Linked DNA regions of Homo sapiens: region 1 is linked to region 2. The links are chromatin contacts, found by Hi-C or POLR2A ChIA-PET in ENCODE. All regions are on one chromosome and are shown on one strand. The core of a region is the stretch at or near the end of the contact, and the rest is flanking DNA. Distances in the headings are between cores, read along the strand shown. Region 1 has its middle 27 kb from the start of CRYBA1. Region 2 holds the start of MYO18A (myosin XVIIIA).

Region 1 (4,835 bases), core at 1,015-3,514, 39 kb before region 2:
AGCACTTTGAGAGGCCGAGGCAGGCGGATCACTTGAATTCAGGAGTTCAAGACCAGCCTGGCCAACATGGTAAAATCCCGTGTCTACTAAAATATAAAAATTAGCTGGGCAGGGTGGTGTGCGCCTGTAATCCCACCTACTCAGAAGGCTGAGTCAGGAGAATTGCATGAACTTGGGAGGTGGAGGTTGCAGTAAGCCGAGACTGCCATTACACTGCAGCCTGAGCGACAAGAGTGAAACTCTGTCTCAAATAAAATAAAATAAAATAAAATAAAATAAAATAAAATAAAATAAAAATAAAATAAAAAATAAACATCTAGGCCGGGCGCCATATCTCATGCCTGTAATCCCGGCACTTTGGGAGGCCAAGGCGGACCGATTACTTGAGGTCAGGAGTTCAAGACCAGCCTGGCCAACATGGTGAAACTCCGTCTCTACTAAAATACAAAAGTTAGCCAGGCGTAGTGGCGGGCACCTGTAATCCCAGCTACTCAGGAGGCTGAGGCAGGACAATTGCTTGAACCCGGGAGGCGGAGGTTGCAGTGAGCCGAGATTTTGCCTTTGTACTCCAGCCTGGGAAACAAGAGCGAAACTTCATCTCAACAAAACAAACAAACAAACACACACAAAAACTTATTGTAGTGTTGATAGACACTTAGATATTTCCCCACTTGGAGGCTGTTATAAATAGTATTGCTATAAACATGCTTGTTTATGTTTTCTGGGTAACATATGTAAACATTTCTTTTGGGAATATACCTAAGAATAAATTGCTGGGCCATAAATATGTTCAGTTTTAGCAGACACTATCAAACAATTTTTCAAAGTTGTACTAGCTTGCAATCCCACCAACAGTGTGGAATAGTTTAGATGTCTATGCATCACATATTAGAGGATTCAAAACTGGAGGAAATCTTGTCTCTCAACTACAGTGGATCAAGAGTTTTTTCTTTTTTTTAGATGGGGTCTTGGTCTGTCACCCAGGCAGGAGTGGCTCACTGCTGCCTCCAACTACAGGGCTCAAGTGATCCTCCTGCGACAGCTTCCTGTATAGCTGGGACTACCGGTTCATGACACCATGTCTGGCTAATTTTTTTTTTATTTGGAGAGACAGGGGTCTCACTATGTTGTCTGGGCTAGTCTCCAACTCCTGGCCTCAAGTGATTCTCCCACCTTGGCTTCCCAAAGTGCTGGGATTACAGGAGTGAGCTACTGTGCCTGGCCTCAAGAATTATTCGTGTTCCTTTTTTTTTTTTTTTTGAGACGGAGTTTTGCTCTTGTTGCACAGGCTGGAGCGCAGTGGCGCGATCTCGGCTCACCGCAATGTCCACCTCCCGGGTTCAAGCGATTCTCCTGCCTCAGCCTCCCGAGTAGCTGGGATTGTAGGCGCGCACCACCACGCCCGGCTAATTTTTGTATTTTTAGTAGAGACAGGGTCTCGCCATGTTGGCCAGGCTGGTCTTGAACTCCCAACCTCAGTTGATCCACCCGCCTCGGCCTCCCAAAGTGCTGGGATTACAGGCGTGAGCCACCGCGCCCGGCCCATTTGTGTTCCTTTTTAAGGTGAATGAATTAAGGCTGGTGTTAGAACCCTGGTATATATAGTGTATACTTTATGGTATATAACTACAAAGTATTATATTTCAAAATACCTACAACTTTTTTGAACGTTTATCTTGTGCCAGGCACTAAGAGACCATTTCATCACACAAACCTTTGAGACAGGTGTTGTTATTATTCACATAGTTCAGGTGAAGCAGCTGCAGCTTAGAAAGATGAAATAACTGCTCCCGGGTCCCAGAGCCTGAAGTAACAGAGCTGGAACAGCCTGACTACAAAGCCTTGGAGCCCTGCAAATATACATGCTCCTGTGTTTCCTTCCCGAGGGTGGACTCAGCCTTTTTCAAAAAACTCTTTTTCAGCCTCCTAAAGACCTAAGATCAGAGCTATATGTTGCCAGATACGAATACTTAGACCAGGTGAAATTTGTCCAATTGCAGCTTGAAACTGATGCCTTTGTATCCACGGATGAAAATAGGTGAGCAGTCACCTTGAAAAATTCTGTCCCCAGAAGTCTTCTTTCTCTCCAATGTGCTGTGTATTACAATGGCTCAGTGCTGGCCCATAGTGGCACCTCAGTAATACTGGCTGAACGAAATTCTAGAAAAGTTCACAAATTTGTGCGGTTGACGGGACCCTGCTGGCTGTAGCGCCTAGCCTCTAATTTCTGACCACCAGGGGGCATACGTCCGTTTCCAGAGTACCCTTATTCCCAGCAGACTCCGGAAAGCGGGGTCCCTTGAGGACAGGGAGTCCCAAGGAAGGGAGGGATTGTGCCAGAAAACTCTGAATTGAGAAAAAAGGTACATTCGAACTGGGTTTTTTCAGAGAGTGGTCCGATAGCCACCAAACCATAATCACCTAGGGTGCATGGCTAAAATGCAAATTCCAGCTTGTTCACTTCAGGCCGAGAGAATCAGACTTTCTGAGGGTAGGGTATAGAAATCATATGTTAAGGCCTCCAGGCAATTCCCCCCCACGCTCATGGCTCTTTATTTGGACTACCTGTATTCAGTATTGTGTTAACTGTGTGACCTCAGGCAAGTCAATTAACCTAAGACTCAATATTGTCATATTAGGGGAACATAAAAACCTAACTCTCAGGTATGTTGTGAGTAATAAACGAATCAATCCATCTAGAGAGCTTAGAATGAAGCCCGGAAGGAAGCATATTAGCTCTTATACCTCTTAAGATATTATTATTATTATTATTATTATTATTATTATTATTATTATTTGGGACGGAGTCTTGCTCTGTCACCCAGGCTGGAGTGCAGTGGCACGATCTCGGCTCACTGCAAGCTCTGCCTCCCGGGTTCACGCCATTCTCCTGCCTCAGCCTCCCGAGTAGCTGGTACTACAGGCACCTGCCACCATGCCCGGCTAATTTTTTGTATTTTTAGTAGAGACGGGGTTTCACCATGTTAGCCAGGATGGTCTCGATCTCCTGACCTCATGATCTGCCCGCTTCGGCCTCCCAAAGTGCTGGGATTACAAGCGTGAGCCACCGCACCTGGCCTAATTTTTAATTTTTTTTGTAGAGATGGGGGTTCTTGTTATGCTGTCCAGGCTGGTCTTGAACCGCTGGGCTCAAATGATCCTCCTGCCTCAGCCTCCCAAAGTGTTGGGATTACAGGTGTAAGCCACCATGCGTGGCCAGCCTGGGCCTCAGTTTCTGCACATGTAAAATGAGGGAGTGGGACTAATTGGTCTGTGAGATCCCTTCCAGTGCTAATGTTTTATAAAAACTTCACAGGGGCCAGGTGCAGTGGCTCACACCTGTAATCCCCAGCACTTGTAGGAGGCAAAGTTGGGAAGATTGCTTGAGCTCAGGAGTTTGAGACCAACCTGGGCAACACAGCAAGATCCTGTCCCTACAAAAAATGTAAAAAATTAGGTGGGCATGGTGGCGGACATCTGTGGTTCCAGCTACGAGGGAGGCTAAGGCGGGAGGATCGCTTGAGCTTGGGAAGTCGAGGTTGCAGTGAGCCATGATTGCACCACTGCACTCCCACCTGGGCAACAGAGCAAGACCCTGTATCAGAAAACAAACAAATGGCTGAGCATGGTGGCTCATGCCTATAATCCCAGCACTTTTGGGAGGCTGAGGTGGGTGGCTCACTTGAGGTCAGGAGTTCGTGACCAGCCTGGCCAACAAGGTGAAACGCTGTCTCCACTAAAAATACAAAAATTAGCTAGGCGTGGTGGTGCATGCCTGTAATCCCAGCTACTTGGGAGGCTGAGGCACGAGAATTGCTCGAACCCGGGAGGTGGAGGTTGCGGTGAGCTGAGATCAAGCCACTGCACTCCAGGCTGGCCAACAAAGCAAGACTCTATCTTAAACAAACATGCCAACAAACAAAAAACCCAAAACTTCACAGGGTTTGAGGATCCTCCTGAACACACACACACACACAGACACACACACACACCACTTCCCTTCATCTATGTTCCTACAGCCCCTGTGTGGTTCATTCACCTCGAATTACATTGCTAACTCTCTTCCCTGCTTTTTTGAGGGTAGGGTCTGTGTGGTCTTCATCCCAGAGCCTGGCATGGTGCCTACCATATGGTTCCCGTGCAGTAAATATCATTTATACTGGAGAAAGTAGAAATGTAAAGTGTGACACAAAGGGGAGGAATGGGGATAATTTTTATTCCTAGTTGGTCTTTTGGGAAATAGTTGTTGGGAGTAGCTGGAGGGGCCTGGAGACCTAAGGAGGGCATTCTGGTGTATTGGGTGGACAGAGACCTTGGTGCAGGGAATGGGGAAAAAGAAGAGCAGTTTGGAGCAGAGGAGCTTACAGTGTGTTTCACCTCCCAGTTTCCTCCTGCAGTTGACCTGCTTTTTGGTGGTTGTTGTCGTTGTTGTTGTTGTTGTTGTTGTTGTTTGAGAGAAGTGGAAATGGGGTCAGGGCCCAGCCCAGTAGCCTGCAGAGGGTAGGCCTGCAAATATTTCAAATATTTAGCCATAGCATCTGAGAGCTAGAAGGAAACACAGAGGTTTGAGGCAGGCTTCTCATTTTTACAACTAAGTAGAAAAGTACAAGCCAGAAGGCAGTGTCCCTTGCCCATCAAGATGACACATCAGGTAGTAGTGGCGAAGGGAATGTGGGTCTGTCAACTTCCAACCCAGGGCCCTGCCCTGCACCCCGCTTCCTCCAACACTTTGTCTGGACAATGAATGACTTGCATGGGAATGTTTCAGAAAGCGTGGTCATGTCTTCACTAGTCTTTTGTTCCATCCAACCGTCTAGCTGCCTCCTGCATGAGTC
Region 2 (5,650 bases), core at 852-3,351:
TATAAAGTCTGTGTCTAGACCCCCCCCTTTTTTTTTTTTTGCATGTGGATGTCCAGTTTGTTGAAAAGCCCCATGTGTTGAAAAGACTAAGCTTATATAATTTTCAAAACAAATTTTGAGGGAGGGAGTCACTGTTATTATCCCAATTTTTTGGATGAGCAAAGTGAAGCACAGAGAGGTGATTTATAAAAAATCACCCAGAGTAACACAGCTAGTACTTTACAGAACTGAGATTTTGAATCCAGGCAATCCAGCTCCAGAGTCCATGCACTCAACCCCTATCTATAATAATAATGTCTCCCTCATAGGTTCATTGTGAGGAGTAGAGATAGTGTCTAGTATATAATAGGTACTCAGGAAACACTAATGATAGTCGTTGTCCTACTTAGCCTGCAAGGTTCCGCTCAAATGTCATGTTTTTGGGGTTTTTTTTTTTTCTTTTTTGGAGACAGAGTCTTGCTCTGTCGCCCAGGCTGAAGTACAGTGGTGTAATCTCCGCTCACTGCAACCTCTGCTCCCCAGGTTCAAGAGATTCTCCTGCCTCAGCCTCCCAAGTAGCTGGGATTATAGACATGCACTACCACGCCTGGTTAATTTTTTGTATTTGTAGTAGTGATGGGGTTTCGCCATGTTGGCCAGGCTGGTCTTGAACGCTGGCCTCAAGTGATCTGCCCACCTCAGCCTCCCAAAGTGCTGGGATTACAGGCATAAGCCACCATGCCTGGCCTCAAATGTCATGTTTTTGAAGCTGCTCTTCTCACTCCTCAAGCCAAATAAGCCTCCCATCATAGCACCTATCTCATCATCCAAGTAATGCCAGCATGGTGAACCCTACTACTGTCACAGCTCAGGTCTACCTGTTCCCCATGTGATTTCCCTGGAGATATGCCATGTCTGATCTCCTTCTGTGTCACCCCAAGTGCCTGGGGCTGCACTTGGCACTTAGCAGGCAGTTTGTTAAATTGAATTTGAGTTGCATGTTATTCCAAAATGTGTATCCCGCCTGGGTCTATTCCTCAGGAACTCCCTAACTCTTACTCAACTCTCTGCTTTCTGAGCCTCCTTGCTCCAGCCTTCCCTGGTCTGTCAGGTTGGGCTGCCCTTGCCTGGAGAAGTTCCTGTTTGGGCTGTCTAGGGAGGTAGCAGCATTTGTCTGCTACACCCTTCTTCCTGCACCACCCCACTCAGTTTCTTCCACATTCTGGCACACCCCACTCCAGCATGGACACTGCCCAGGGAAGTGTCCCCATTTCTTTCTTTCTCCAAACTCTAGACATAGCACCTATCTTGGAGGCCTGGTATCTGGATGTCCCTTGGCCTCTCCCAGGAAGTATAAACTGTCTTCTTGGTGGGTACAGCAGCTCACTTGATATTTACAGCACACAGTGGACCCAGGGACAGACTGCATTCCAAAGAGCTTCTGAAAGTGTTAATCTTGGCATTGGTGAACTCCTTTAGGGAGTGAGTGGCACTTACAGCCATGGCTCCCGGGCCCTGGTACGCCTCTTGATCCACTCCATTTTGAGGCAGGGCTGTATCAGACCAAGCTATTGGGAGTCTGTTTTTACCTTGGGGAGTGCATTCTGGCAGTGCCATCTCGGACATGGCAGGCAGTACCTGGTCTGGACTGAGCCTGGGGCACCATCCAGCAGGGCCCTGTGTGTGCCTCTGCAGAGCCACCTTGGGAGGAGGCGGCCAGTAAGACTTAATTGCTTCCTTTAGACAGCACTACCTTGAACACAGCCTGCAGAGTTCGGTGCCTGCCTTGGACAGCCCCTCTTCTATACGTTCATCATGACCCTGGTGCCTGTCCTAGGCAGTGCCACTCAGCCCCTTTCGGACCCTTTTCGGACAGCCTCCAGTGCCCAGTGCAGACAGAAACTCCAGGCAGGGCCTCTCTCAGACACAGCGAGAGGGGCTTCGGAGTCCACAGCGGACGGAGGCTGCCAGGGCAGCGCCCGGCCCGCCTGGCCCACGTCTGGCGGCGCGCACTGGCGCTGCCAGGCAGGCCGGGCGTTTATCCCCACAGCCGCCAGCAGGGAGCTCCCTTTCGGCTCGGCCTGCGCGGTCGCTGGGGGCGGCGCTGAGCTGCGCCGCGCTGCGCTCTGCTCCATCCCTGACCGGGCCGAGGCTGCTGGATGCCGCGTCTCCGCTTCTGCTGCCTGCCGGGCGGGCTCCGGTGGCCGGTGAGTGCCGGTCGGCGGCGGCGGCCGCTCGGTGGCGGGCCCGGCTTGGTGGGGCGGCGGGGCGGGCTCCGGCCGGGAGGGAGGGCGGGCGGGCGGCGGGGCCCGCCGGCTCCTCCTCCTCCTCCCCCGTCCCCTGGAAGCAGCGGCCCGGACTCCCGGCTCCCGTCCCTGGCGGCGCCGTGGAGCTCGACGCCCGGGGGTGGGGGCCGATCGGGAGCGGCGGGGAAGGGGGAACCACCGGCCCTTCCAGCCAACCTGGGGGGCGCAGGGAGGCAGGACAGGGTGGCCTTCAGTGTGGGGGGATTTGGGGCTTGGAGGCGCCCAGGTGGCCCGGAGCTGCGGGGTGGGGGCTGCAGCCTCGAGGGTGGGGGGACTTCTCCTGCCCCCGTCCAGGCCCCACGATGGAGCGAGCGAGAGAGCGGGGCGCTGAGGAAGGCAGCGGGGAAGGGGAGCACCTCTACCGACCCTTTTATCCCTCCCAGCGGCCTTCACTCTTTCACTGCCGGGCAGACTGCGGGCTCCTCTCAAAGGAGCAGCTGCTAGACAGCTGGCAAAACAATGGAGACCCCGCTTCCCTGGGCCCCCTCCTCTTGGGACAGAAGATGAGAGGGTGAATGGTGGCAGGCTTTGGGGATTAGGGAGTGCAGGCTGTGCCCTGAGACTGAATGCTCACCTCACCTTTCCCTGCAGAGGGGTGGGGTGCGTGTGGGAAGGTCGGACAAGCTGCCCCAGGCCTCTGGAGAGACCGCCCCGACGCCCCGCCCTGCTAACCTGTCATGCCAGTTGTTTCGCCAATGGGAAGGGGAGGTGGTAGGGGTGGCTGCCCCCTCACCCTGCCCCTTGTTAGTGGGGGTGCGCTCCTTGGTCCCAAACCCGGCCAGGAGTGTGGGTCATGTTCCTGGGTGCGATAAGGCCCGCAGGGACAGGCCAGGCATTGGGGCTTTGTTTTGGGGGTGGAGATGGGGGAGTTGCCCTACTGCAAGGCACATGTGTCTTGCTGATTAGTTGGAAAGGTTGCGGCCAGAATGAGCTAGAGGTGGGGGGTGGGGGAGATGGGGAGGAAGACAGCCAGTTTGTTTTTGAGCGGGTATTCATTTTGCCTGACCACTTTGCCAATGGGGCATGTGTTTGGCGCTGGCCTCATAGTTTGTATTTGTGTGGGGAGGGCTGGGGGAATGCTTCCTGAGAGGGACTGTCCTGGCTAGGGCTTTCATTCCCTCAGATGGCCACCCCGAATTAAAGAATTGGATTCCCTCCCTGCTTCACCCTGCCAATGACTTGGGCTAGTTAGTGTGGGTTCGTCTTGTCTTTTGGAGCCCCTGGCGTGTCTGTGGCCGAGAAGGCCTCATCAGTGCCCCTGTGGCAAGTGAGCTCTGGGAAGTGTGTATGCACTGGGGTGTGCTGGAAGGGAGGGGAGGCCACCTGGGTGATTAAGAGCAAGATCACCTGAGCAGGACGGTGAGTACAGAGCCCATTGAATCAGCCGCCTTTCCCTTGTGCTTTGGAGCCCTTTTCTTGAGCAGGTTGGTGCCCTGTTGTTGTGGCAACAGGCCTGGCCTAATGTTCCCCACCCTTTTTAGTTCAGGGGCTACTTTCTATCTGGAGATATTGAAAGTTGCTCTCCTGAGGTCTCTGGCTTCCTGACAAGCCTCACTGGCTCTTTGTCCATGGCTTCCCACCTCCTCAGCTTCCTCTCTGTTTTTTTGTGATGAAGTCTTTCCAGGAAACATCCTCCTGGTTTCTGGATTTGACATGACGGGTTATATATAGCCTCGGGTGGAGGTGTGCTTGTCCATTTTGGGTTGAGGACATGGGGGTTGTGGCCTCAATTCCAGGAAAACCATGGCTTTGGGGGCAGCTATTGTGTTGAGGGATTAGGGGAATGAGAAGGGTTGTAGGTGGGGGTGGAGGGTGGGCATGGGAGGGGCCACAGGCTGGCGGTCACTTCCTTTGGGAGCTTTGAACTTTGAACAGTTGATGACCTGGTGCCTGGTAGCTCTGAGTGTCTAGTTTGTTTACTCTCTCCTGGCCTGGCCCAGGTGCCAGAGTGTGTGCCTGAGGGCTTCCTCCTGCGCCCCAGACTTTCCTCATGTGGGTTATGCCCTTCCTGACTCCCACCTGGTCTCTCAGCCTCACTCCTGGGCTGTCTGGGTAGCCAGCCAGTTCCCTGGAGGCCCCCTCACTGGCCCTGGTAGTGGCTATTCATTGAGGACTGCATGTGTCTTCAGAAACTGGGCCTGAAAACTCTGGGTCCCCCAGAGGCAGGTACCTAAAGGTGGACTGGGTGGGGCAGAACTGGGGCTCATGTGAAAGGGAGAATCCACCCTGCTGAGGTGGAGCTGGGAGTTGTTGGAACTCAGGAAGCCTTCATCTGGACTTGCTGTGTCACAGGTCTTCAGGGCAGCAGGGCTGTTCTTAATCCTTCAAACCAGAGGTCTCTCCTCAGCCAGATCCTCTCACCTGGGGTGGACGCCACAGGCAGGAGCCAGAGCATCCACGTGAGCTGGGTTTTGTTGGTGGCCTGGGGTCCCAGGCCTGAGTGTGGTGGGAAAACTGAGGGGCTCTGGCTGGTTGTAGTTTAAAGGTTTGGGGCAGTAGGAGGGCCCAGCCCACTGTCTGCTGTAATTGACAGGTTCCCACAGGACTTGGGATTGGTAGGGCAGCTTGATGGAGTTTAAGTTCTGCTTTGGGTCAGACCCCCGGGTGCTTTAAGATCTGCACACCCCACCCCATCACCATTTCTTCCCCCTAGCATTTTCCAAGGTGGCCTGAATTAGAGGAGTTGGGGAGGTGCCGAGGTAGGAGCTGGATTGGGAGGGGTGGTGAGCAGACCTGGTGAGCCTCCACTTCCCACCTTCACTTCCCTGCCCTTCTTTTGAGGTAGGAATTGCAGGGCTTGTAAAATGTCAATTTCCCTTGACATTTTAAACAGTTTAGAGTCAGGCAGCAGTTTTGGTTGTTAGACTGATGATTTTACAGGACCCAGGGCCCTTTCTGTCTGCCAAGTAGTTTATCATCACTTACAAGAGATTATTGTGATTATTCTCTAATATTCAGAGAGGTTGGATGATGGGCTGAAGGTCACACAGCAAGTCAGAGGCAGAGCGGGATTACAACCTGCAGTGTGTGGTTGAGCAGAATAGCTCTCCAGCAGAGGCTGAGGGCCAAATCTGAGCTGTCAGGCCCTTGAAGATAACTGTAGCTGAAATAGTGGAGGCTTAGAGAGGGGAGGGGACTTGCTCAAGGTCACACGGAAGGGGATGTTAGCGGAACTGAGCGCCAGGCGGTGCACCTGGAAGAGCAGCAGGGAACCTGGCGAGGCCGCAGGAGCTCTCCCGCTCGCGTTCCTCCATGGCCCGCGGGATTGCTGCCTTCCGGGGGAGATGGGATCGCAGCGGGAGGCGCCGCGGGGCTGCGGCTGCGCCGGCCCAGCCGCGGGGAAACGCCAAGGGCCGCCCGGCTCC

What was found. Hi-C counts contacts between places; a loop is a spot of excess contacts on that map. ChIA-PET counts read pairs that join two places held with the same protein, here RNA polymerase II (POLR2A). Pooled maps may share reads with other maps.
Region 1: a map of Panc1 shows a loop between it and region 2 (12-fold over the local background). The contact joins the enhancer-like site here to the promoter of MYO18A in region 2. A Hi-C loop is called at or near these places in 24 of 168 maps with a recorded cell type or tissue (B cell, Caco-2, HepG2 and 16 more), 8 of 37 single-sample maps with no recorded cell type and 30 of 50 pooled maps. POLR2A ChIA-PET finds 5 or more read pairs at or near these places in 21 of 52 experiments (A549, A673, AG04449 and 17 more).

What each region holds. Positions count from the first base shown.
Region 1 is chr17:29,216,985-29,221,819 of GRCh38, reverse strand. No RefSeq gene overlaps it. Among named protein-coding and RNA genes, the nearest start is that of CRYBA1, 27 kb to the left of the region's middle. RefSeq lists a silencer at 2,120-2,209. Within about 2 kb of position 2,264, at least 2 of the 41 ENCODE cell types and tissues checked have a DNase peak (open chromatin) inside an H3K27ac peak, as active enhancers do; they include Panc1 and dorsolateral prefrontal cortex, where a contact is called at or near this core.
Region 2 is chr17:29,176,849-29,182,498 of GRCh38, reverse strand. MYO18A (myosin XVIIIA) reads left to right here and starts at 2,101. Exons shown (of 42, transcript NM_078471.4): 1 at 2,101-2,186. RefSeq lists silencers at 2,022-2,242, 2,208-2,257, 2,378-2,427, 5,429-5,628.